Regions from separate parts of the Homo sapiens genome. Here region 2 is linked to region 1. A link is a loop called in an ENCODE intact Hi-C map of the cell type or tissue named here. Cell type or tissue: gastrocnemius medialis. All regions are shown on one strand. Each heading gives the region's core, and the rest is flanking DNA. Links, peaks and the distances in the headings are about the cores only. Region 1 overlaps FHIP1A (FHF complex subunit HOOK interacting protein 1A). Region 2 overlaps FHIP1A (FHF complex subunit HOOK interacting protein 1A).

What was found. Peaks named below come from ENCODE experiments on the same cell type or tissue, not always from the same donor. Only the 100,000 strongest peaks of a DNase experiment are listed, where the experiment ranks them.
Region 2: it touches region 1 in a loop (2.4-fold over the local background); 2 of 110 quality-filtered maps call a loop at or near these places.

What each region holds. Positions count from the first base shown.
Region 1 is chr4:151,527,130-151,544,151 of GRCh38, forward strand. The region is part of intron 3 of FHIP1A (FHF complex subunit HOOK interacting protein 1A); the gene reads left to right. Among named protein-coding and RNA genes, the nearest start is that of FHIP1A, 130 kb to the left of the region's middle. In gastrocnemius medialis, for the core only: no CTCF peak of the experiment used is centred there; a DNase peak (open chromatin) is centred at 7,235; H3K27ac peaks cover 3,626 bases.
Region 2 is chr4:151,635,320-151,639,319 of GRCh38, forward strand. FHIP1A (FHF complex subunit HOOK interacting protein 1A) reads left to right here. Exons shown (of 14, transcript NM_001109977.3): 9 at 3,358-3,437. Among named protein-coding and RNA genes, the nearest start is that of GATB, 120 kb to the right of the region's middle. In gastrocnemius medialis, for the core only: no CTCF peak of the experiment used is centred there; no DNase peak of the experiment used is centred there; H3K27ac peaks cover 126 bases.

The DNA of each region.
Region 1 (17,022 bases), core at 5,223-9,222:
GGCAGAGGCTGCAATCTCGGCACCCTGGGAGGCCAAGGCAGGCTGCTGGGAGGTGGAGGTTGTAGCGAGCCGAGATCACGCCACTGCACTCCAGCCTGGGCACCATTGAGCACTGAGTGAACGAGACTCCGTCTGCAATCCCGGCACCTCGGGAGGCCGAGGCTGGCAGATCACTCGCGGTTAGGAGCTGGAGACCAGCCCGGCCAACACAGCGAAACCCCGTCTCCACCAAAAAAATATGAAAACCAGTCAGGCGTGGCGGCGCACACCTGCAGTCGCAGGCACTCGGCAGGCTGAGGCAGGAGAATCAGGCAGGGAGGTTGCAGTGAGCCGAGATGGCAGCAGTACCGTCCAGCTTCGGCTCGGCATCAGAGGGAGACCGTTTAAAGAGAGGGAGAGGGAGACCGTGGGGAGAGCGAGAGCGAGAGAGAGAGGGAGAGGGAGAGGGAGAGGGCACCTTTGTACTTCTTAACTGCTGGAAAATTGACTTTATTATTGTTATTATTTTTATTGGTAACACAGGGGCTGAGAAGTTAAAGGTCTGCAATGCTTCAGTATAATGCTCTGATAATTAAAAGGTGAATTTCTGTGCATGAAGAAATTCTGTGAATCATAAACCATAGTTCTTTTGATTGTGTTTATACTCTTTCCAGAGAGGTTCAGAAATGAATAACCTTGAGATACTCAGACCTCACAAGGTTTACTAGCTTCAAAGATTCTGATTTTATTTATAGGCTGCAAAAAACCACTCAATGAAGTTGGTTGTGATTCACTGCTTATCACCTTGGGCTATTGCCACTCAATGCCAGGAAGGTATTGAATTTTGTACAGTGAGAGAGTAGAATAAAAACCGTGTAGCTCCAAACAGAAGCCCAAGCGTTATCTCAGGTATTTCTCATAGCTTATTGAATGGACCCAGGCCAGTGGCTTCAGATCTGAGTTTTTCTGCTTCTCCCCACCTCTGTGAGAAGTGAATACTTTGTCAATACAGCAGCTGCTTGGTTCTTTTGGTGACTGAAGGAAGAGCTAATAGGAACAGTAATTTTCATGGCCAGTTGAGTAGTGGTCTGACGAAAAATAAATCTGGATAAATTATGCCTTGGCCTGTTAGAGTACCCCTGTTTCACTCCCAGCTTTGATTTATGCAGTAGTGCTCCTCTACTGCCTCTTTAAAATCTATGGTAAACAAATTTTCTGTTATATGCAAATTTGAGAAAGGCGCTGAAGTAGATAGCTATGAAATGTACATCATGGGTATCTGCTGAAACCCATTGTCCGTTCTGTCGAAATATAGAACTCATTTATTTAAACCAGAAAACACGAAGTGGAACAAATTTTGGTTGGAAGCTAGGTAATAAAATAAATGATACATGGAAAGGGACCCCAAAGGTGCTCCAGAAAAGCTGGCATAGGATTGGAGGCCAGGCTAGGAGGAGGTGAGCATTGGGTAAGGCTTCATGTAATGGCTCCTGCAGGATTGATACTGCTTGTTATTTTGACTGTCATTTTTTAAATTATGTATTTGGATGGGGGAGCAGAGGGAAACTTTGCTTTTAGGTTTTTTCACTGTTGTCGTTTGGTTTTTGTTTGGAGGGTGTTGAATAGTCTTTCTTTTTTCATTCCTTAATGGAACCTTATCTCAAGGAGAAAACCAGCAACATTTGGCTTTGTTTCAGTCTTAAGAAGTGTTAGAATAATATTTTCCCCCCCTTCAGCTGAGGCTACAAATTGTGGCAAAAGTATGAGAGCTTCTGGACTTTATTTGGTGTTTCACTTCATGGAACTTCTTAAAGTTATCCTATACTTATTGTAACTGGGGTGTTCTACCCTCCACCTGCCCTCTGGTTGCTTCCTCTGGTAGCCTGTCTCTGTGAGAGGCATCTTGAGCCCTTCTCAGTTAGATGGGTCATGTCATTTCTCCCTCCCGGTCTTTTCAGTGAAGTCCAACAAAGCAGCTTGGTAAATGGCTTTCTGCCTCCTCATGGCCTCTTTCACAGGTGGGTGTAGGCTCCCCACCTACTTTATCTCTGGTTGCAAAGAATAGAGATACCCTCCTGTGACCTCAGGTAGTGGGAAGCTTACTGTTAGATCCTAGGAAAAAGGAATAGCTAGGCTTCAGGAAGGGCAAGGGCTGAGGAGAGCTAGTCACCTAAGAGGCTGGAATCAAAAGGCTGAGGGATTGTGGACTGTCATTCTGGGAGTCCGCCGTTATTGTAGCCTGCTACTCTCTGAGTTGCCCTTGTGTCTCAGATTTACCTGCTTTGCTGCCTGCTGCCATCTAGCTTTACCTCCTAGTTCAAATCCCCAGGATAATTTGAAAGGCTGAGCTAATTCATGATTATCTCTGACATTAGAGCACATCATAGGTTAAAGGCCAGCCTAGGGATTGTTTGCTTCTAAATCAGGTTCCCATCACTCATTCTGTCAGGTTCCATTCCCTGTGACTAGCAGGTTGATGGTGTGTGTATGTTTTGGTACAGGAAATCATGTCTAAGGCTGCCCCCGAGCAGTGGTTGGCAACATAACCTGTGCCCTTTGTGGGGGCTGTGGGCAGGGAATGCATCACAGCTGGGGTGAAGAGTACACTCGTGTCCATAAGATTCTAGAAGGATGGAGGTTATCCCCATTTTGAAACTGAGGAAATTGGAGCCAAAAGAGGTTAAGTACTTTGCTTAAAGTTACAGACTTAGTAAGTAGCAAAACTGTGATTTGAAGCCAGATTTATTTGACTCCAGTAGGCCATGGCATGTTTTTCAATTTTGAGTTTTTCAAAGATGAGGTGGGGCCATATTGAAACTTCACGAACAGTACTGGCCCTTTCTTATTCTTGGAGAGGCTGTAAAATTTCAGAACTGTTTTCCCTAGTGTCACACAACCAGAGTAGTGTCCTATGTTTTCATCTTTAGGAAAATGCCTTCTAAGAAAGATTCTGAGTTTGCGTTTATTGAAAATAAGTCGTTCGAACTCAATGCTCTGGAGTCAATACTGTCCTCACTATAGTACAACTAAATTCAGGATTGGAGTGGGGGTGGTTCTTCAATTGAGAAGTCTCCTCCTGAGTTGGAGAACACTAGAACTGAGCATTCCTGAAGTAGATCCTGTCAGTCCTGCTCATTTGCCCTTCACAGGTTCTGTACACAGGTTGTTTTCCTCCTTTAGGGTTTTATGGTTGCCCTCAAGCACATGGAGGCCCGAGACCAGGGCAGTAGGTAGGCACCTGGCACATGGTAGGCATACGATTCATATTGGTTGGGTAACTAGATGAAAGTGGGTACCCATGTGGCTCCACTGCCTCTCCTCAGTTAGGTACCTTCCTGATGAATCACTCTTTCCTCATGCTACAGATTTGCCATTTCTTTTTGTTCAAATTTTACCAGTCTTGGAAGAGAAGGCAAGTTTTCTGTAACCTGTTTAGGGAATCTTTGGAATTCTGTTTGGGCTTCTCTAGTGGTTCAACATTCAACTTCTGTGGTTTTGACCATTTTTAATCTTGTAAATGAACTCTGGGAAAACGTTTGCAATTGTCAACTCCTTCTCTTTCCTGCCTCCTCCCCTCTTTTGACATGGCCTCTTTGGTGGCGTTGTAGTGACTAACAAACAGTATAGATTTTGGAGCAGCCAGACAGACCTGAATTTAATTCTCTGCTCTGAAACATTCTGGCTGGGTGACCTTTGGCAAGTTACTCAGTCTCTCTGAGCTTGGGGCAGGTACAAAAACACTTAGCATAGTGCATGGCATATGGTAATGTCTCAAGAAAAGTTACGTGGTGCTAATATTATTATAATAATAATCAGGATAATTGCCACATTTCTTTCTAGGGCTGTCAATGCTTCTTATTCCCAAAGTGGGGAGCTGTTAACTTTGTCTGCAGCAACACAGTAATGGACAGGAGCCTTAATGCATGGTCTTTTTGTTTATATTCTGTTGTCACCCTAGAGTTTGAAGTATTTCAAGTGTTTTAAAGCACATTTTGTATGAAGATAATTATCATGCTTCTAATGTATTTGGGAGCTGAGGTATTTTAATTAATGATGTGCCAGCAACCCTTTCAAATAGGGTGAAGTGTGATTTTTAAGGCCTTCATCTGCTTGGTCATAATTAGGGACATTTGGAACGTTCAGGCATAATATCTGCTGATTTGCACACTTTCATTAAGCAATCAGGACTGAATGACCAAGTGACCACACTTTCATTGGATCAGGTTCCAATTGTTGAGGTGGAGGGGCCTTCTGTGCTTTCTCCTCCTCTCCCCTGCCCAGTTTTTCCTATAACATTTACACACATTCTGTGTTCATCTAAAACAACACTACTGTGCGTATTTTTTCAAGGCCTTGATTTTTGTAGAATCCCTGTACCGCATTTTCTTTTTTCTTCTTTTTTTTTTTTGCCTTATGAACCAGTCTGGCCGAATCTCTGTTAGAAAGTAAAATTTTCATATGAGACAGACTGTTATGGGAGTGTTAAAGGTGATTAATAATGTAAATGAAAAAGATGAAGTTCATTCCATGAGGGAGGGAGAAGAAGAGTTCTCTGAGAACTGAAAGAGACTGTTGATTTCATATCTAAGCTCCATAAAGAGAGGAACCATGTTTGACTTGTTCACTGTTGTCTTCCTTGTACCTAGCACTGGTCCTGGTACAGAGTAGAATTTACTGAATAAATTTATGTGCAATGCATGCCACTTACGTAAATTACATTGGTATCTACAAGGACAGAGCCTAAGTCAGAATCTGGATCTCCAGGGCCCAAAAAGAAGTATATGAAGAAGAGAATGAGGTAAAGAAGGCAAGAATTTAAAAAATCAACACAGAAATATATAAGGAATGTAAAAGAAAGTTACAAAATAAAAAAGGTAAGTTTTGCTCAGTAGCATTTTATATGGAAGAAATGTAGAGTATGTGGATACGTGGCATCGCATATTTCAATGCTGCTATTTGATTATTTTTTTAAAAGCAGAAGTTGAGTAGCTACATGACAGCTCTGCTGTTGTTTGGTCTATATCGTTTTTTTGGTTTTGTCATTGCGAAACTGGGATGATTTTCAAGCTCAGAGTCTTCATTATTTTTCCCCTTTCCACCTTAGGTTTATAGTTGCTGTGTTGAATTTCATAAATCTTTTTCTTGCTATTTACACAGATTGTGTAATTTCTAATCTACTTTCATTTGCCAGATCCTTTGTACATTAAGTGGGTCAAAAGCTAGTACCTCAAGTATCTTCATTCAACAGGATTTTGAGTTTTAAGCCAGTCCTCCAAACACACACTCTGTTGTGCAGTTTTCATGGACAAGGTACTCTTTCTTTTTCTACCCTCATGGCCACTCTCATTACAGACATCCAGAGGTGCCACAAGAGCCTCCTGGAGGAAGGTTAGCGTATGCTCCTTTAGTACTGGGGCACTTTCAGGCAACACAGTGAGTGCCATCCTTATGTCCTAAAGCTAGGTAAGGATTCTAACTCCTGAATCAGATCAAAGAGGAACTTGGTGGGGGGTGCTTTCTGGGATGGCGGTGGAGTCAGGGAGAGGACAGACATTTCCTGAGGAATAGGAGAAACAGATAATAGGAGAACAGATAGTAGGAGAAGACATACTGAGACTGGGAAGAAAAATAGGTTTAATTGGACTTAGAGTTCCACATGGCTGGGGAGGCCTTAGAGTCATGGCGGGAGGTGAAAGGGACTTCTTACATGGCAGCAGCAAGAGAAAATGAAGAAGCAAAAGCGGAAACCCCTGATAAACCCACCAGATCTTGTGAGACTTATTCACTGTCACGAGAATAGCATGGGAAAGCCTTGCCCCCATGATTCAATTACCTCTCCCTGGGTCCCTCCCACAACACGTGGGAATTCTGGGAGATTCAATTCAAGTTGAAGTTTGGGGGCACAGCCAAACCATATCAACCTTATTGATGTTTTTGCAGGTGAGTGCAACACTCGACTGTCAGATAATAATTGTAGCCCTTTAGCTGTGGAGAGAGATCTGTACTAGCTACCCACTCTAGGGCTGGAGCATGTATATAAGGGAGTCAGTTTAAGGAGTGTTTTTGGTGGTATGTAGGATTTATTTCCCCAGCCTGGTTGACGTGGCAAGACCCTGTCTTTACAAAAATTTTAAAAAATTAGCTGAGCATGGTGGTGCATGCCTGTGGTCCCAGCTACTGGGCTGGTGGTCGGGGTTGGGGGGCACCTAGGCGGGAGGATTGCTTGAGTCCAGGAGGTTGAGGCTGCAGTGAGTTGTGATTGTGCCACTACACTCCAGCCTAGGAAACAGATCGAGGCCCTGTCTCAAAACAAACAAACAAACAAACAAACAAAAAAAGGATATATTTCCTTTGGCTCATTGTAACACATAATTGTGACTTCCAATTTTGTAGGCATCTAGAAAAATTAGTTTTGAAAATTTGTAGAGTATGCCTATAGAACTGTTTACCAATCCATCTGTAATTATTTATTGATCACATAACATGTGACCAGGCCTAGCCAGCCCCTGTTCAGATAGAATAGTAAAATTTGGTGTAGGGTTTTTTAACTATCATTCTGTTTGTGATTTAGGTTATTAGGGAAAGCCCATTTACCCTGAATTCAAGACAGGTAGCCTCCGGGAGTTCTGAGTGGAAATTCATCTGTTTCCTCTGTCATTTTAGAGAAGGTGCTGCACTTGTACTTTCAGCAGTGGATTATGCACAATCAACCGTGATGAATATATGAGCATTTTTAATTAGTCTTCATGCCTGTGTCTAATGCAATCAGAAACCCTGTATCAGAGTAGAGATTTGTAATCAATCATTCATCATCTTCTGAGGCAGATATAAACCCATTTGCTTTTAGCCTGCAACTTAAAATATCTGCTTTAGAGAATTATTATTAACCAGGCAGATATCTGTAAATGAAGTATATTTTGAGCATGTAGACTTAAATCTCAAATTGTAGATTGCTCTGATTAGTGTAATTGTGAGAATTAAGGTGTCTCTAGCTTTCAGTCTGTCCATAGAAAACCTACCAAAAGACAAAATAGTGTTAGATAAAGAGTATCAGACTGGCGTTAAGGAAACCTGAATTTGAGGCCCACCTTTGCAAACTCCAGTTTTCTCATCTGTAAAATGAAAAGAGGATTGAAATAGCAGCTATTTAAGTTCTCACTATGTTATGTTAAAGGTATGTTACTTATAATAGAAACACTAATAGTAAACAACATCTGGGAACCATTTAATATGTCCGTGGAGGCACATGGAGCTTCTATTGTGTCACCTTTCCCCATATTGCTCCTATGAGGTAGTTACTATAAAAAGGCCACCTCTGTCCTTAGCTTGGGAGTTCTTGTTGGGGAGGCTGATCTCTGTAAGCTGAAGATTTAGAGATGTCAGATATGAATCCACAATGGTTATCTAAATAAAGATCATTGAATTAAATATAGAGTTCTGCAGAGATGATTTTTTGTTTATCTTAGTGGGTCTGTCAAAATTCTGCAATTAAAGTAAAATTGACAAATTATATTTTCAAATTTAACTGACAACCAAGTAATTATAGTGTATTTATCTGCTGTTAAAATAATTTTTTCCCCCAAAAGTGAAATTCTAGAGAATCCAAGAACAAGTTAATCCTCAGTGTTGATTAGCAGCATTAGTGAGCATGGAGAAAATGGATCACTAGTTATTGGAGTTTAAAGCAGTACAACTTTTGAGGAGTCCGTTTACATCAAAAGCCTTCAGATATTCCTACTCTTTGAGCTGATGTTTCCACTTCTGGGATTCTAATTGAAGGACAAAATCATGGGTATGTTCAAATGCTTAGTTAAAAGAATGTTCCTTGGCTGGGCATCATGGCTCACACCTGTAATTCCAGCACTTGGGAAGCTGAGGCAGGAGGATCTCTTGAGCCTAGGAGTTCAAGACCAGCCTGGACAGCGTAAGGAGACTGTCTCTACAAAAAGTAAAAAAATCAGCCGGGTGTGGTGGTGCACACCTGTAGTACCAGCTATATGGAAGGCTGAGGTGGAGAGGATTGCTTGAGCCCCGGAAATCAAAGCTGCAGTGAGCTGTGATTGTGCCACTGCACTCCAGCCTGGGCAACAGAGCAAGACCCTGTCTCAAAGGGAAAAATAAAGGAAATTCCTTGCACAGTGTTTATGACACTGAAAACCTAAAAGCAAACTAAATACCCAGCCACGAGCAGATTGGTTAAATAAACCCATTTAATGCCAAATATGTCATAAAATGGCACTCTCTGGGGACCAGTCTTTTTTCCTCCAATAATTAAAAAATCAATCTAGTTATACTTAGTAATTATAGGAATTTAGAATATACAGATAAACAAAACTAAACATACACAATCCCACTTTCCAGAAGGAACCATTATTGACATTTCCAGTTATGTCCTTCTGGAATTTACACTATATATACATATCTATGTGTATATCTATGTGCATATGTGTATGTATGTCCATACTTATATGTGTATTTGTAACTACACACACAGAAATGTGTGTTTAGTTCTTTCTCACCTATTTACTTACTAACAATCATTCAGACTGTACAGTTTAATGAAACATTGGGATCATACCTTATTTGGCATTTGTTAAAACTCCCAGTGCAAGAATAGTGCCTGGCCTGTAGAAGGAATTGAATAAATATTTGTGGAACAACTGAATGTATCTTGACTATCATTCCAGGTTCACTGTTTAATTCCAAAAGATTATTTTGATGACTAGGTAGAACTTCATAGTGTGTATGTACCACATTTAGTTGTTTCTAGTCTTTAAGTATAAAAGCCATTGCTGAATAAATGCTTTTGTCCCTTAATTTTCAACACATTACAATTTGTTCGTTACAGTTAATACTCTAAAAATGGAATTGTTGGATAAAAGGTTATGTGAGTTTCTCACTTTTGGTAGCATTGCCAAATGCCTTCTGGAAAGAGTGGGCCATTTTATATTCCCGGTGAAAGAATGCACTGTCTGAGTTCACACTTGAGAACATGAACTTTTTTTTCCCCCCAATAAAAATGTTTATTGGGATAATTGTAGATTCACATGCTGTTGTAATAATTATACAGAGAGATCCTTCCTACACTTTGCCCAGTTTCCCCCAGTGGTAACAGTTTACAAAACTATGGCATAATGCCATAACCAGGCTATTGACATTGATACAGTTCACACATCTTCCTTAGTTTTACTTGTGCTCTTTGTGTGTGCCCGCATTACATTCTACAAAGTTTGCCATCTGTGTAAGTTTGTATATCTACCACCAAAGTCAACATATTGAATAGTTCCAACACTATGTGGGTCCCTTCTATTGCCCTCTTATAATCACACCACTTCCCTCCTGCCCTCCCTGCCCCCATTTTCCCATACATCATCCCTAGCAACCACAAATCTATCCTCCATTTCTAAAATTTTATCGTTAAAAAATGTTATATAGGTGGAATCATACAGGATGAAACTATTTGAGATTGGCTTTTTTCGCTCAGCATAATTCCCTGCAGAGTCATTCAAGCTGTTGTTGGTATCAATAGTTCATTACTTTTTATTGCTGAGTGGTATTTCATGGTATAGATGTACCACAGTTTGTTTAATCATTTACCTATTGAAGGATATCTCAGCTGATTCTGGTTTTTGGCTCTTAGAAATAAAACTACTATGAACATTTGTATACGGGTTTTTGTGTTAACATAAGTTTTCCTTTCTCTGGGATTAATGCCCAGCAGGTCAGTTGCTGGATTGAACAGTAGTTACATGTTTGCTTTTTTATTCTTTATTTTTTTGTTTTTTTGACAGTGTCTTACTCCGTTGCCCAGGCTGGAGTACAGTGGCATGAACACGACTCACTGCAGCTTTGACTTCCCAGTCTCAAGCGATCCTCCCACTTCAGCTTCCTGAGTAGCTGGGACTACAGGTGGTCACCACTAACCCAGCTAATTATTTTTATTTTTTCTGGTAGAGACAGAGTTTCACCATTTTGCCCAGGCTGGCCTTGAACTCCTGGGCTTATGTGATCCTCCCTCCTCAGCCTCCCAAAGTGCTGGGATCACAGGTGTGAGCCATTGTCCCAGCCCATGTTTAGTTAAGAAACTGCCAAATGTTTTCCAGAGTGACTATACCACTTTAAACTCTTACCAGCAAGTGATCTAGTATCTCTGCATCTTTTCTGACATTTACTATTTTCACTGTTTTTAATTTAAGCCATGCTGATAGATATGCAGTAATATATCTTTGTGGTTTTAATTTGCATTTCCCTAATAGCTAGTAATGTTGAACTTTTTTCATGTGCTTGTTTGCCTTCTGTATTTCCTCAGAATTATCTCTGTTCATGTCTTTTGCCCCTTTTCTAATTTTTTACTGTTGAGTTTTGAGAGTTTAATATTTTAGACACTAGTCCTTTTTCAAGTATGTGGTTTGCAGATATTTTTGCCAGTCTGTAGTTTACCTTTTCATCTTCTTCACATGGGCTTTCATAGAGCAAAAGTTTTAAGTTTTGATGATGTTCAATTCATCAGTTTTTTCTTTTACAGATTGTGCTTGTGGTGTCAAGTCTAAGAACTCTTTTCCTAGCTGGTATGGACTTTTGACTCATCCCTTAGAGACCCTCTAACATTGGTCATAATTTTGCAGCTTGAGGTAACTGTGTTAGAAATTGGGTTGGAATATCCTTTGTTTTGTTAACAACTAGACTATTGTTTTTTCCTTTTTCATATCTTTAGCTGGAGAATGGTACAGCTCTCTTTTATTTCAGGCTGTCAGAGCTTTTCTGAAATGTTGCAATCCTGCTTCAGAATAGGGGCATCTGAGTCTTGGCATTCATCCCAGTCATAGCCTCTTTTGCCAATTCTTCCACAATTTCTGTAATTGTAACATGTAAAAGAACTCTTCATCCTGACCAGGAAGGATGGTGGTGAATGTGACAGTGGGGATTCATGGGTAAGGGATAAATGACTTTAACTGAGTCAGAAGCAGCAAACTTTGAGGGGTTTGTATTTCATGTTGAGAACGTTCCCTTAGACCATAGTAGTAGTGGAGTATAAGGAGATGGTTGAGGGTGAACTCTTTAACCTCATGGCCTGGTTTTTCATCCTGGCTCTTCCCCTTACTAGTTGTATAAGCACAGGCATGTTTCTTAATCTCTCCTTTCATCAATTTCTTCAGTTGTAGAATGAGGATAATAATAATAGTACCCATTTTATAGCGTTGTTCCAGGATTAAGTTGTTACATGTAAAGTGCTTGGTATAGGGCCTGGTAACTGCTCATAGTTGTTAACATTTTTATTATTTCACCTCTTGCATCTGTCCTGTCACCTGAAGTACTTTTTAAAATGCAGATTCCTGGATTTCCATTCCCAGACCTTCCAAATCAGAATCTGAAGGGATAGGGCCCTAGGAATTGCATTTCAGAAAGATTCCCACATGGTTCTTAGGAATGCTAAAGTTTTTGAATAGTTACCTTGAGCCATTACTATTTCTCCATGGTAAGTGAGCTCTCTAGTCTTTCTTTAGAGATGTGGTTGGGTACTTCTGCAAAAGCGCATACCTCCTCTCTAAGAACACTTCTGGTGTTGCCAGAAACTAACCAAACTTTCTATACAGAGTCAAGTTATGGCGGAACTGTGTATCTAGCTGGCTCAGTGGCATGCACACTGGGGTCAGGCGGATGTGAGACCATAGAATGTGATGAGTTCTATGACAAACTAGAGCATGAATGTTATATTCAAAGGTCTCCAGATGAAAATAAAACATAAATCTGTGGGCTGGATTCAGTATTCTGGCTGCCAATTTGTAATAGTTTTACATAGGTATGGAGCAGTGTCTTTAGGTGAGGTTGGGAGGGAGAATATAAATTTGCAAATCTCTTTGTCAATTTTCTTGTAAGTGTGCTGCTCAAGGCCAGTATTTTTTCTACCAGCCGTTCTATTAGGGATTATTGTCCAGTGTAAATATTGCAAATTAAACTCTGGGGATAACCTTAGGCTATATAGATAGCAGTATATGCTTCCTTTTTCAAAAACGATGACTCTGTAGCACTTCTCCCCCAAAGGATGTGGCAGAAAGCCACAGATATTCCCTCTCTGAGAGACTTAACTGATACTTTTTTAAGCAAGAATAACCATGATTAAAGTTACTGTTTTAAGTTAGAGACTAGCTTTTGAGAATACAACTGACTTCTTTTTATAGTACAGTAGACGTGGCCAGGCACAGTGGCTCACACCTGTAATCCCAGCGCTTTGGGAGGCTGAGGCAGGTGGATCATCTGAGGTCAGGAGTTCAAGACTAGCCTGGCCAACGTGGTGAAAATAAAAAATTAGCCGGGCATGATGGTGGGTGCCTCTAATCCCAGCTATTAGGAAGGCTGGGGCGGGAGAATAGCTTGAAACTGGGAGGCGGAGGTTGCAGTGAGCTGAGATCTCACCATTGCACTCCAGCCTGGGTGGCAGAGGGAGACTCTGTCTAAAAAAAAAAAAAAAAAAAAAAAATACAGTGGACGTTCTCTTAACCAATCTATGTGGTTCCCTGGTTTACCAGTGCTTTCCATTCTCTCTGGAAAGTACATTGACTCTCATGCCCACTCCCTGCTGAGTGCCCTGTCTGGTAGGCTATTTCCCATGTGTGCTCAAGGTTCCAAACATTTCCTCCCACTGCTGAGTTGTGTGCATTGTTACAGTAATTACATAGTTTCATTAAATAACAAGTATACTGATGAAATATGTGTGTGAAAAGGAAATTGTTTATTTTGATGAAGTTGAATTAATTGGAAAGACTAAAGGCAACTTGCCATAAGATATTGGTGTCAAATTGGATGTGGAAGAGAGAACTCTAAATGATTGGCAAAGATGTTTAAAATATGGAAGGATTCTGCACTGAATTGATTCATACTGAGGTTCTTCTCAACTTCAAGTAACCTAAATGGGAAGTTAGGTTTATGCAAGAAAGACAACTTTGACCTTCAATCAGCAGACCTGTACTTAAAGAAATAGCCTTGGCCTATGTGAAAATGCTGGCAAATAAATTTGCTTTTTTAAGTTTCATGATTAAATATTTAAGATAGGAACATATGTGTCATTTTTTAAAATGATTATGTACCTTAAATGGTATTTTCTCTTAATCTACAAACCATCATCCCAGTTGCAATAGAGTTTCTGTAGTTCCATCCCACAGAGCTATATTGCTAATAAAATAGAGTAGTTGACCAAGACTAGCCTGCAGCCAACTTGGGAAGAGGATCTCTTTTTACAGAAAACAGTGCTTTCAAAAGCGGACTATCCAGAAATACCTCATATATTTTTTTAAGTTTGATCCTTTCACTTTATACCTTAGTTCTACCTAGTTTTAGCTTTTCAAATACTTAAATATAAGTAAGTATACATTTCATAAAATGGTAAAATCGACATTTTATCTTCCTGTGAAAAATTTCTCATTAAGTGGTGCTTATTCAATATAAAGTGATTCATTTTTAAGCTCAAAGGTGTTCAGAATACTCTACAGCAGTAAAATTGGGTATAATAAACTATCCTTACTTCAGACATGAACTGATAAAGAGTTTCTTATATAAAATCCTAGTGGTAAAAATAAGTTTAGAAAATAAAAAATATTAACAGTCAGCTTATATGGCCAAATCTTTGTTCTGCTCCCATTGTATTTTCTGGGTGTGTTTTGCTCTCCTGAGTCAGGCAGCTGCTTTGCTGCTTAGGTTATTCCCAGACTTCTCAGGGCTCCAGGAGCATGAGCTTCTATGGCTTCCTGGTCCAATGTTCCCCCGAGGCAGTGATGTTGAAGGTAGAACAGACAAGACAACTTGGATAAACAACTACATAAAAATTTTCCTTATCTTGACTTTGGCTCCAGTCCATGAGTGAGACACAGTAGAATAATATCCTCGTGCTTTTTGAGTATGTACGTACCTCCTAAAGCTAACCAGTGAGTCATCAGCAGACTACTTGATGAAGCTAGTGTTGTTACTTTTCTCTAGGGTGTTCATCTCTTCCCATTAAGGACTTTTTTTAAGATATGCTACACTAGTTTTTAGACCCTCTCTTGCATTAGTAACAAAAAGACTAGAGATCATTGTTTATTACCTGTGATGGTAAGTACCCAGGAATATTTGTTGAATGAATGAACTGGTTTGCCAGTCTCAACAGACTTGTATTTGCTAATAACCCTGAGTGAAGAGGGACATTATCAGTTAGGTTAATAAAGCATTAAGTTGAGAGTGGGAATGTTAATGCAGGCATAATGGAGTAAAATTGCCTGGCCTGAGCTGGTAATTGGAGTTTAGCCACTGCATATACATTTTTACAGTCCTTTATGTTTCTTTCTCTTTTCCATCACGAGAGCTCATTCTTTTGAGACTCATGTCTGTGTCATCAACATCCAATAATATTCATTAAGCTCCTGCATGCCAAGTACTGCTGGGTTTCGTCCCTTTTAATGAGTGTGACGTTTAAGTTGAAGGATAGGCTTTTATGCAACACTGCTTTGTCCTGGAAGGAGTAATCTGTGAGTACACATGATTTTGGCACACTGTTTTCCTCAGTTCAGTGAGCTAATTAGATCAATCACATATTTTTGTTGGCAAGCTCTGGCTGCTTCTTTAAAACAAGGGGTAAATCAGTGTGCCTTTATGCTGGGAGATGTTATCAGACCTGGGCTCTGTCGGTAGTAGCCATTAGTGGGTTCTTTTATCTTGATTTTGTAAATAGTTGCTCCTTTACACAATAGATGTTCATGCTCCATGATTCCTTGCTAATTACACTTTTGTCACTTACTACAGTACGCCTTTTCGGTCATCAAGCATTGCTTATGCAGAGTACAATTGAGACAGCCAAGTAAAAAGGGGTCCCTGGAGAATCTCTGACTGGCCTGTGCACTGGGAGGATGGGTTGGAGCCTTGGGAAGTTCACACCATTTGCAGTGGGGAGGAGCCTGGCCTCTCCTTTCCTGTTAAGAGGAACCTCTCTCACTTTGTTGAGAGGTTTTCTTTTTTTTCTTTTTTGCCCAGTAAATTCTGTTCCCCTTCACCCTTCAAAGTGTGTGTGTGGCTAACTTTTCCTGGTTGTGTGACGAGAACCCAGTTTTTTCTACAACACAGTGTTGTGTGTGTGGTGCTCTGTTTTGTGCTGCTCTTGGTTAGGTTTTTAAACAATGCTTTAAAAATAAGTAATTGCACAAAACAACATTTAAGGAAATCAAAATACATGGAAACTTTTTTTGTCCAGCCCTTGGTGGAATGTGACTTGTCCCCTCCACATCCCCTGCTTTTTTTTATTCCCAGTATTAAGTATTTGTAAGCTCTCTTAATTTTCCCTTCAAAGTTGTTTTGATTTGTCCCACTCTATATTCTCTTTGCTATCACCTGGCTTAGTCCCTCATCACTGTACTACCTGCTTTACCTGCAGTATTCTCTCTCTCTCTCAACAGCCTCGTTTGCCTCATGCCAACTTATCCCATGTTTATCTGCCAGACTCATTTCCTTACATCCCTCTTTTGTCCTACAATAACTATGCTCAGAATTCTTTATGAGCTCCCAGTTGCCTCATGAACTGGCCCCTGACTCCCTTGCCTGGCTGTCATTACTCGGTTCCATGAACTCTGTCAGTGGCAGTTCCTGCTCCTCAAAAGTCAGTTGTCTTCCCTGGGGGAAATAAGCTTGTTTTCCGCTCCCTACAGCATGGCACCATGGTTAAGAGCATGGGGGAGCAGATTTGCTTGAGATCAAATGCTGGTTCAGCCACTTACCTCAGGAAGGCAACCTCTCTGTGCCTTAGATTTCTCATCTATAAATTGGGCATAATGCTAGCCCATCCTTCATATACTTCTGAGGTGTGAGTTGTGTTATGTATCTGACACAGTAAGAATTTAGCAAAAGGGTGAACTACTATTGTTATTATGTTGCCTAAAATGCCCTTCTAATAATTATGTTAGCACTTATGTATTGCTACTATGTGTCAGATAGACACTGTTCTGAAACTCTTTCCTATGTGAATTTGTTTAGCTCTTACAATAACTCCATGAAGAAAGAACTGGTACCCCATTTTATAGATGAGAAAACTGAGGCACAGAGGTGGAGTGACTTGCTTAACCTCATCCAGCAGATGTGGCAGGGCTAAGATTTGAACCTAGGAAATCCAGCTCTAGAGTCTGTGCTCTTAAGCACTGTACTGTAAACCTAAATTCTCCTTGTATGATAAACATGCTGTAAAGTGAACCCCCTCCAAAACTGTATGCTTAGCCCCTCACCACCAGCCCATAGGGATGGCTTTCTGAACTCCTAATGCATGTAATAGGCATAGAAAAGCTAAAGCCTTCATTGTTTTGTATCCTGCAGTCCTGTATATATATGAAAAAATTCTTTGATTATAATTATTGAATGCTATAATAGAGAATTTGGAATATGGAGACACCAAAGAATAGCATACAATACACCTGGAGATAACTACTATTCACAGGTTATCTGTGTTCCTGAACTTATTTGTAAATATTATACATATATCTTTCACAATATAGGGCATTATACGTACACACATTATACATAATTATTATCATACCATGTATATAATTTTGCATCTTGCTTTTTTTGCTTAATATTATAGTGTGAGCATTTGCCTGTCATTAAATAATCTAAGTCACCATTATAATGAATGCAAACAATTTAATTTGTTATTTAGACTGTAGTGGACATATTGTTTCCTTCTAATTTTTTATAACTAGAAACATTTCTACAATTAAATGGATCAAAGATTATGGCTTAAAAAAGACTTCTGGTATGTTTGCAAAATTGCCTTTCAGTAGGTTGTATCTATTTATTACTTCTGTAGTGGAAAACTCTAGGGTGTTTCAAGGCACTGATTGATTGTGAAAATTTTGATGCATCTTTGCTAACGTGATAGATGATCTAGGGCAAGTGTCATGGCTCAAATTGCGTTGAACCAAAGTGCTTAGGGCAATAAGCACATGGTACTCCCTGAGTACTTATTTGGCTAATTTTCAATAGTGATGTGGTGGGATTTGTAGAATTCTAAGATTCAGAAACTGGAGGACACGG
Region 2 (4,000 bases), core at 1-4,000, 100 kb after region 1:
TCCCAAGAAATTAAACATAGGTTTAGTACATTATCCAGCAATCCCACTTCTGGGTATATATCTAAAAGAATTTAAAGCACGATCTTGAACAGATATTTGTACACCCATGTTCATTGCAGCATCATTCACAATAGCCAAGAGGTTGAAGCAACCTAGATTGTCCATTGATGGATGAATGGATAAGAGAGTATGTTATATATATACAATGGAATGGAATGTTATTCAACCTTAAAAAAAAGAAGGAAATCTTGTCATATGCTACAACACGGATGATCTTTGAGGGTATTATGCGAAGTGAAGTAAGCCAGTCACAAAAAGACAAACTGTAGGATTCCACTCATGTAAGGGATCTAAAATAGTCAAACTTAAAGAAACAGAGGGTAAAATGATGGTTTCCAGGAGCTAGGTGGTAGGGAAAATGGGGAGTTGTTCGGTGGTTACTGAGTTTCAGTTTTGCAAAATGTAAATGTTTTAGAGATCTGTTGCATAACAATGTGAATATAGTTACCACTAGTGATTTGTATGCTTAAAAATCATTAAGACGTTAAATTTTATTTATGTGTTCTTTATCAATTTAAAAAATGAATAATTAATACAGATTCTTCACAGACTCTTTCAAAAATTAGAAGAGGAGGAAATACATCTCAACTCATTCTATGAAGCCAGTGTTATTCTGATTCCAAAACTAAACAAAGACACCACGGGAAAACTCTACACTAACATCTACTATGAATATGGGCTCCCCAGTTCTCAATAAAACACTAGCAAATGAAATCTAGAATAAATAGAAAGGATTATACACTATGATCAAGTGGGATATATCAAACTAGGATTGTAAAGCTGGTTTAAAGTCTGAAAATCAATTAATGTAATACATCATATCAAGATAAAGGAAAACATCATGATTATCAACAGCATACTCAACAAATTAGAAATAGAGGGGAACTTCCTAGCAATCTGATAAAGGGCATCTATGAAAAAGTCAGAGCTAACATTATACTTAATAGTGAAGAATGTTTTTCACTAAGATAAGGAAGAAGGTAAGATATCTTCTCTCCTCAATTCTATTCAAGATGGTACTTAGTTCTAGCCAGGGCAATTCAATAAGAAAATGAAATAAATGCATTTATATTAAAAGTAAAATAATCAGTATTTGTAGATGACATGCTCTTGTATGTAAAAAACTAAGGAATGCACTAAAATTGTTAGAATGAATGAGTCTAGTAAGGTTGCAGATACAAGATTAATGTACAAAAATCAATTTACAATAACATCAAAAGAATAAAATATGAATAAATTTTTACAAAAGAAGTGCAAAACTTGTGCTGCAAAAACTATAAAACATTGTTTAAATTAAAGAAGACCTAAATAAAAGGGAAAACACCCAATGTTCATAGACCAGAAGACTTAATATTGTTAATATAGGAATACTCCACAAATCGATCTACAGTTTCAATGCTTTTCTATAAAACTCCTATCTGGCCTATTTGTTGAAATAGATAAGCTGACTCTAAAATTCATATGGAAATGCAGTGGACCCAGAATAGTCAAAACAAACTTGAAGAAACAAGTTGGAGGACTCACCGTACCTGGTTTCAAAACTTTCTACAAAGCTACAGTAATCAAAGCAGTGTGGTGCAGGATAGACATACAGACCAGTGGAACAGAATTGAAAATCCAGAAATAAACTCATATATCCATGGTCAATTAATTTTCAACAAGATTTCAAGACCACTCAGTGGGAGAAAGAATAGTCTTTTTAACAAATGGTGCTGAGACAATTGGATATCCATGTGCAAAATAATAAGGCTGAATCCACACCTCATGCCATATACAAAAATTAACTCAAAATGGACCAAAGACCTAAATGTAAGAGCTAAAACTATAAAACTCTTAGAAGAAATCATAGGAGTAAATCCTTGTAGCCTTGACAGTGTTTTCTTAGATATGACACCAAAAGCATGAACAACAACAAATGAAAAAATTGATAAATTGGAAATTATCAAAATTAAAAACTTTTGCCTTCAAGGGACAACAGCAGGAACTTGAAAAGACAATTCACAGAATGGTAGGAAAGTTTTGCAAATCATATATCTGATAAGATACTTGTACACAGAATAAACAACTCCTACAACTCAATAATAAAAAGATAAATACACCCTGCTGCTCACCCTTAACAGTGAGCGGTAGGGGTTACTATGCAATCTGATAAATTAACAGTGATTTGCAGGGGTTACTGTGGCAATGGATAAGAAGGAAACCTAACTGAGCTGGGGAAAGGAAGTGTTGGATGGTAATATTGTGAGACAGAACAGAAAGGTTTCTTAAGGGAGGCGATGCCTAAGCTAAGACTTTGAGAATAGATAGGAGTTAGCCCATGGGGGAGTCAGGAAAAGGCATTGCATTTAATGGAACCACGTGTGCAAAGACTTGGAATGGGAACAGAGTATGTTGCTTCTAGCTAACGACAAGTATATGACCTGCCCTGAGGATAAGAGATGTTTTGAGTTAGGCTAAGTACAGCTCTTTCTTTACAGCATTGTTGTAGATTTCATTGGCCAGATTTTAAGCCCAACCTGCCTAGAAGACAGACTAGCATTTATTCTCCTGTACAAAGAATGAGAGCTTAAAATTACTTAAATGGGCCAGTATGATTGTTAAAAGCTTACTCTCAAAAGGGTACAAAGATTTTACAATACACCTTTGGGTATCTCCCCTGTTTGGCAGTTTACCTTCTCTTTTTGGAAATCAGTGATTGATAGAATTCTTGTGTTTTAAAGAACTTTTTAGAAAAGAACATTATCTCACCCTCAGCACAATGGGAAATGGAACCAAGGAAAATGCCCCAAAGCCAAGAGAGGAGCTGAGCTTGAGGCTAAGAACTCTGAAGGGAGACTTGGCTAGGTTATATGCAATTTTCTGCAAGCCCTGTCTTGTAAATAACTAATGGCATATTTGAAAATAACTCAGGAAAACAAATTACCTAAATAGGAGATTGTGTGTGTGTGTGTGTGTGTGTGTGTGTGTATGTGAGAGAGAGAGAGAGAATTGGAGAATTGTAGGTAGAATGTTTATCTGTCTGGATCTTTAAAAGTTGGAAATATGAGCCCAGACATTTTTGTAGGAAGATAATTCTGCACAGTGGCATAATTCCAGACACTGGCTTTCTAATCAAATCCTATAGGAGAATTGATATCCTGAATACACATTCTCCCTGGCAGCAGCATGCTTTTTATCAAAACTGCTAAAAAAAAAAAAAGGCCATTATATTTTGTAATTCTGATTTATTTACTATCTGTGGGGAGTAGAGTTATCGTTCCAACATCTGAACTAGAATGTGTGTCTCTTGCTTCCCAGCTTTGTGTGGTGTCTCTGGCATTATTCAGAACTCTCATTGGTTTACATTGTGAAGATGTGATGTTACAGCTAGTTCTAAGGTGAGTTGCCTTTTTTGTTTCCTTTAAAGAAAAATTCACTTTATACTTTATATTACTTTATATTCATATACTTTGTTATTTATATACTTTATATTACTTTGGTTGTATAAGCTAAAAAGGCGCCAAGCATCTAAGGAAGAAAATTATCACGAACATTAATTTATTTTTTGCATTGTTTCCCAAGGTTAATTTTATTTGTACTATTAAAAGTTTTTAGAGGGCCATATGCATTATATTGTAAATATGCTCCTGGAAATTATAGATAGAATGCTTGAAAATGTTCAGAAGTATTATAAAAGCTATTCTGGTCTGTGGCTGAATGTCTTTCTCCTGAAGTGCATTTATAGGGGACTTTTGCTATTAAAAGCAAGTGTTCCAAATATAAAGTGCTTTTGATATATAATTTCTATGATTTTTGCTTTGATAATGATACACACAGTGTATTCTCTCTGATCTGTGAGTATATTTCAGTTAAATTCAGTAAAAATTTGATGAGTATTTGCTGTGAACTGAAAGGTAGCAAAGGTTTGTCCTTTGGACGGAAGTACAGGTGGGAAAGGTTT